Linked DNA regions of Homo sapiens: region 1 is linked to region 2. Evidence: chromatin loops called from intact Hi-C (ENCODE). Cell type or tissue: A673. All regions are shown on one strand. Each heading gives the region's core, and the rest is flanking DNA. Links, peaks and the distances in the headings are about the cores only.

What was found. Peaks named below come from ENCODE experiments on the same cell type or tissue, not always from the same donor. Only the 100,000 strongest peaks of a DNase experiment are listed, where the experiment ranks them.
Region 1: it touches region 2 in a loop (3-fold over the local background); 4 of 110 quality-filtered maps call a loop at or near these places.

Annotation. Positions count from the first base shown.
Region 1 is chr1:233,363,215-233,366,246 of GRCh38, reverse strand. The region is part of intron 5 of MAP3K21 (mitogen-activated protein kinase kinase kinase 21); the gene reads right to left. Among named protein-coding and RNA genes, the nearest start is that of MAP3K21, 37 kb to the right of the region's middle. In A673, for the core only: CTCF peaks have their summits at 1,358 (motif pointing left) and 1,365 (motif pointing left); no DNase peak of the experiment used is centred there.
Region 2 is chr1:233,789,876-233,792,632 of GRCh38, reverse strand. No RefSeq gene overlaps it. Among named protein-coding and RNA genes, the nearest start is that of SLC35F3, 110 kb to the left of the region's middle. In A673, for the core only: a CTCF peak has its summit at 1,339 (motif pointing right); a DNase peak (open chromatin) is centred at 1,342.

The DNA of each region.
Region 1 (3,032 bases), core at 218-2,717, 430 kb after region 2:
GCTGTACTTTGGTATCCATTAACTAACCTCTCTGCAACCTCCCCTCCCCTCAAGCCCTTCCCACCCCAATAACCACAATTCTACTCTCTATTTCCACGGACTCCAATTTTTTTCGCTCCCACATATATGTGAGAACATGCAGTATTTATTTTCTTGTGCCTGACTTACTTCACTTAACATAATGTCATCCAGGCTCATCCACGTTGCCACAAAAGATAGAATTTTATTCTTTTTTATGGCTGAATAGTGTTCCATCAGGTAAACACACCACATTGTCTTAATTCATTCATCCATTGATGGACACTTAGATTGATTCCTTATCTTTGTCATTGTGAATAGTGTTGCCATAAACATGGGATTGCAGACATCCCTTTGATATACAGATTTTCTTTCCTTTGAGTAAACACCTGGTAGTGGAATTCCTGGATCATACAGCAGTTCTATTTTTAGTTTTTTTTTTGAGAGACCTCCATACTGTTTTCCACAATGGCTGTACTAACTTACACTTCCATTAGCTATAGATAGCCATAAGATTTAAAATGATCAGCAATAATTCTCAAAGACAAAATTACAAGAGAATGTGTGTAAGAGTTCCCTTTTCTCCACATCCTCACCAACATTTACTATTTTTCGTCTCTTTGATAACAGCCATTCTAACTAAGGTGAGCTAGCTCACTGTGATTTTCATTAGCATTTCCCTGAGGATTAGCGATGCTAAGCATTTTTTCATATGCTTGCTGGCCATTTTTATGTCTTCTTTTGAGAAATGTCTATTCAGTTCCTTTGTCCAATTTTAAATCAAATTATTTGTGTTTTTGCCATTGAGTTATTCGAGTTCTGTGTATATTCTGTGCTAGTCCCTTGTCAGATGAATAGTTGACTAATATCTTCTCCCATTCTACAGGTGGTCTCTTCACTCTGTTGATTGTTTCCTTTGCTGTGCAGAAGCTTTTCGGTTCAATATAGTCCCAATTGTCTATTTTTGTTTTTTGTTGCCTGAGCTTTTGAAGTCTTAAGTCATAAAATTTTTGCCTAGGCCCATGTCCTGAATTGTTTCCCCTATTAAACAATACTAACTTAAAGAATTTTCTAGCAGATAATATTGAATGCAACTAACTCCCTGGATTTTAAGTTACACATGCTTGCTTTCTCTTCTATACTAAGCGGAATTCTCCAAGAAAAAAATAATTATTTTTATAGTTATCATTTCCCTTTTTGGATGTCTGTCCCATTCTAGGATATTGTACAAGTAAATATGCGTGCATGTGTGTGAGTTTAGGGTTGGAGCATTCTAATAGAAATTTCCATATTGGTACCAGTATTATTAATATTAAGATGATAATGTAGTGCCATCTTGTGGGCAGAAGAGGTAACTGTCATGCTAAAAATTCCAGAAACCAAATTTCATTCCTTGGTGATGGGTCAGGATTATAGCAGTAGATTTCTTGGTTATGTTTTAACTGGAATCTTTCATTAAGTGCCAAAAAGTAAATAAATGTGTAACTAAAATTTCTCCTCTCTTCTCAGGAAAAGAAAAGCTGTATAATACAATACAGGAATTAAAAAAACAACTCAGGTAAAAATAGTCAAATAATATTCAGTCTGCTTTGAATAAACTCAGGGTATTAGCCAAGGAACATTTGAGAAGAAAAGCAAGACTGAAAATCTGACCTCAGGAATGCTAAGATTTTGATTTAATCATTTTACCACTGAAGAGGAAAGAATCATTGGAACGATTTTCATTTTTTATCCCAAATTTACTTCCCTTTCCATCAGCTTCTTAATCCTTTCCACCTTCCCCAAAGTTTCCCAAGGGAAACAATAAATATTAATTTGGATAACACAATCAAATCACAGCTAGAAGAAAACTGACATAACTGAAAAATGGAGAAGAAAACTCACATCTAGTGCACCTCTGGATTTTTCTTTCCTCTATGTGTGAAGGCAGAAGCCTCATCATAAATAAATAGTCTATTCTCTATGGCTGACTGACACGTAAGACAGACCAGTCAGTGACCCTGCAAGCAACACTCCAGCTAAGGAAAACATCAGAAGAGAGCCTGGAAAAGGACCTTCCCCCAACACCCAACCCCAGAGAGGTTGAAGGTAAAAGTGATAAGGATCCACAGTCTATTCTCACCCCATCAAACCAAATAATCAATAACATATACTGGACTCTCATGATGACCACCTCATACTAGCACTTTTCTTTCTTTTTTTCTCTTTTTTTTTTGAGACAGAGTCTCATTCTGTTGCCCAGGCTGGAGTGCAATGGCACAATTTCGGCTCACTGCAACTTCCAGCTCCCGGGTTCAAGAGATTCCCCCGCCTCAGCCTCCCAAGTAGCTGGGATTACAGGCACCCGCCCCCGTGCCCAGCTAATTTTTTTTTTTTTGTATTTTAGTAGAGACAAGGTTTCATCATGTTGCCCAGTCTGGTCTCAAACTCCAGATCTCAGGCAACCCGTCCACTTCAGCCTCCCAAAGTGCTAGGATTACAGGCGTGAGCCACCATGCCCAGCCTTCTTTCTTTCTTTTTTTTTTTGAGACAGAGTTTCGCTCTTGTCACCCAGGCTGGAGTGCAATGGTGTGATCTCGGGTCACTGCAACCTCCACCTCCCAGGTTCAAGTGATTCTCCCGCCTCAGCCTCCCGAGTAGCTGGGATTACAGGCACCTGCCACCATGCCCGGCTACTTTTTGTATTTTTCATAGAGACGGAGGGGGTTTCACCATGTTGGCCAGGGTAGTCTTGAACTCCTGACCTCAGGTGATCCACCCACCTCAGCTAACCAAAGTGCCGCGATTACAGGCATGAGCCACTGCACCCAGATGTCATACTAGCAATTTTTTGATCAACTGAGGACATCTGCAATAACCTAAATTAGTCACAGGATTCTGCAAGCTTTCCAGTGTTTCATAATACATATTTTATAAGGCAATTTATACACACTCGACATAAAACAAAACTGTCACTGTTGCACTTTAAATCAAATTACCATGCCATTAACAAACATCTTAGGAAAACACTAGAA
Region 2 (2,757 bases), core at 1-2,500:
TTTTTGAGACAGAGTCTCGCTCTGTCACCAGGCTGGAGTGCTGTGGCACGATCTGGGCTCACTGCAATCTCTGCCTCCCAGGTAAAAGTGATTCTCCTGCCTCAGCCTCTTGAGTAGCTGGGATTACAGGCAAGCGCCACCATGCCTAGCTAATTTTTATATTTTTGTAGAGACGGGGTTTCACCATGTTGGCCAGATGGTTTCGATCTCCTAACCTTGTGATCCACCCGCCTTGGCCTCCCAAAGTGCTGGGATTACAGGTTTGAGCCACTGCGCCTGGCCCTTACGTCCAATTTCTAAAAACTGCTTTTGTTGTTGTTATTATTGGTTGGAGTGTTTTTGTTTGTTTGTTTTTGTTTGTTTGTTTTGCTTGATTTTAAGAAATGCATTTTGGTTATCTGGTCACATATCCCAATGCATTTGACCAATTACATGACTCGAGTCCTTAGAAAGTATCTTAAAAGACTGACCCCTGCACAAGACATTTAAGGAAGGACTTAGAACATAAGGAAATGTGGCTGTTGTCAAGGCAGTGTGAGCACTGCGCAAACTCTGACAAAGGACATGCCACTCGGCCAGTCATCTGTTTCAGAAAATGGCTTGGGGAAGAGTTTATGTATTTACAAATCTCTGCTGAGTAATAAAAGGAGCAAGCGGTGCACAGTATATGGAGCTGAATAAATAACACTGAAGCGAGGAGGGCAGAGCCCATAAAGTGTGCCACCTTATGTCACGGGAGCCACTGCTGGCTTTGCTAATTTATGATTGTTCGTGAAGCATCAAGGACACATGGCTGGGCTGCCTTGGAGGCAATGTGGATTCTGCAGCATCTGGTATGTGGAGGGAGAGACACAAAACATCAAAAGCCTTATGCAGAACTTTAGTGCCAGGTTGGACAGAACACACATTTCAACATCTCCATTCACACGTGATGTGCATTCACTTTGTTTGAATGCTGAAAATTACCACTTACTTCTGCCTTGTTGCACTTAGTTCAAAAGCACGTGACATAAGCATGTTATATTATCCTCTATTCTGGATCAATGACCAACTCAGACCCAAGGGCATAAATTAGAATTTTGCATTCCCATTTATATTATGTTCAAATTGTGACCTCTATTTTTAAAAAGTGAAATAATTTTAAAAAAAATCCAAGAAAGTTGAACTCCAAATTTGACTGTTTTTACTGTTAAATGACATGGTATGGTTTTCCTACCATTGACTCTGAAATCTTAAATAACTGGCCATTTAAAGCATGTCCATCCTTACTCACTAGGATGCGGAATAGCTGTCATCCCCTATGGCATTATCTGAACATCTGTGTTATGCTCCTGCAGTGCCACTAGAGGGAGCACAAGTTAGCTAACATACCCTGTTCTCAGCACTTGGCATCTTCGAAGATGCTCACAATTTGACTGGGGAGGACATAGCATGCATCCATCTTGGCACCTGTTCTGCAAAAATACTGAGTGAACTGGAAAAGAACTAGGTCACAGGACTCGAAGGACATCACTCTCCATCGGAGTGCCCTTCATTCCTGGAAATTCCAGGGCACATCAAGAGCTGACAGCAAGATGATACAGGGCTGTATCATCCGGTTAAGGAGTTTTAGGGCAGAGCATCCAGAGACACACAGGCCTCAAGAAGGGCAATGTGTCCAATTACCCTTTCCTGGGGTGGGGGTGGGGGTATGGATTCTGATGTGGAATCCAGCAAGCACCTTTGGAGAGAAGCGTAGTAGAGAAAGGGAGGTGTGAATGTATGTGTGTGTGTAGAGCAGGACACAAACTCTCTGATTGATGCGGTTCTTTCTGATGTCTCTTGTCAGATCAGCAACCAGGAAACATCTCCTGAAGTCTAACAACCGGAAAGAGTTTTCCAGTGAGAGCAGCAGCAGGGAAGCCTTTTGTTTGTTTGTTTTTAAACAATAGGTTCCTAGGAAATACCATCTACACTAATTTGGTGAAATTGATAAGTAATTTTTTTCTCCCAGGAAGAAAATAGAATGTCCAGGTTATGTTATCACTTTCTCGTCTATTTTCTACTAAGGAGGATCCCTCTTTTTTTATACTCAAATTAGACTGCAGAGTATGTTAGAATTCCCTAAAAGGATCTTGATGGTTTAAAAAAGGAGCCCAGAAAGTCCATTTTAGGGGCAGTACCTCTTTGGGAAGGCATTTTTTCGTTTAGCCATCACTTACAAAGTGCAGACTATATGCCAGTTGGATAAGACGCTCTTCAGGGGCAGGCAGACAGATAATTCAGTGTCTGGTATGTGGGAGCCACTCAGTAAGTGTTTGTTAAATGAATGAATGAGTGAACAAATGAATGAATGTCCTGATAGAAGAAAGTACAGACTGCTGAGGAATCATGAAAGAGAGATACATAACTTTTGCTGGGGTAGGAGGCACTGTGACTCTTGGGGGAAGCTAAGGCCTGAGCTGAGTCCTGAAGGCTGACTGCAAGGTGGGGATCAGGGGAGATGGGGGTGGTCGGAAGAGGTGGGGTGGGGAATTCTCGGCAAAGGGAGCAGTGTATCCATAGTGCTGAGATGTGAGGGAAAAAGTACCTTGAGGAAATCACAGGTAACTTAGGATAATGGGGACAGAGAGTTGAGCAAAAGATTACAGAGGTCTTCAGTAGCAGAATGAACTTCTAGGTAAGTTTGACATTGGATAGCATTCATAATAGTAATAGCAAACCACAGACTCAGTACTGGAGGCTTTATGCATATTAAAGCCTCACAAACCTCACAAA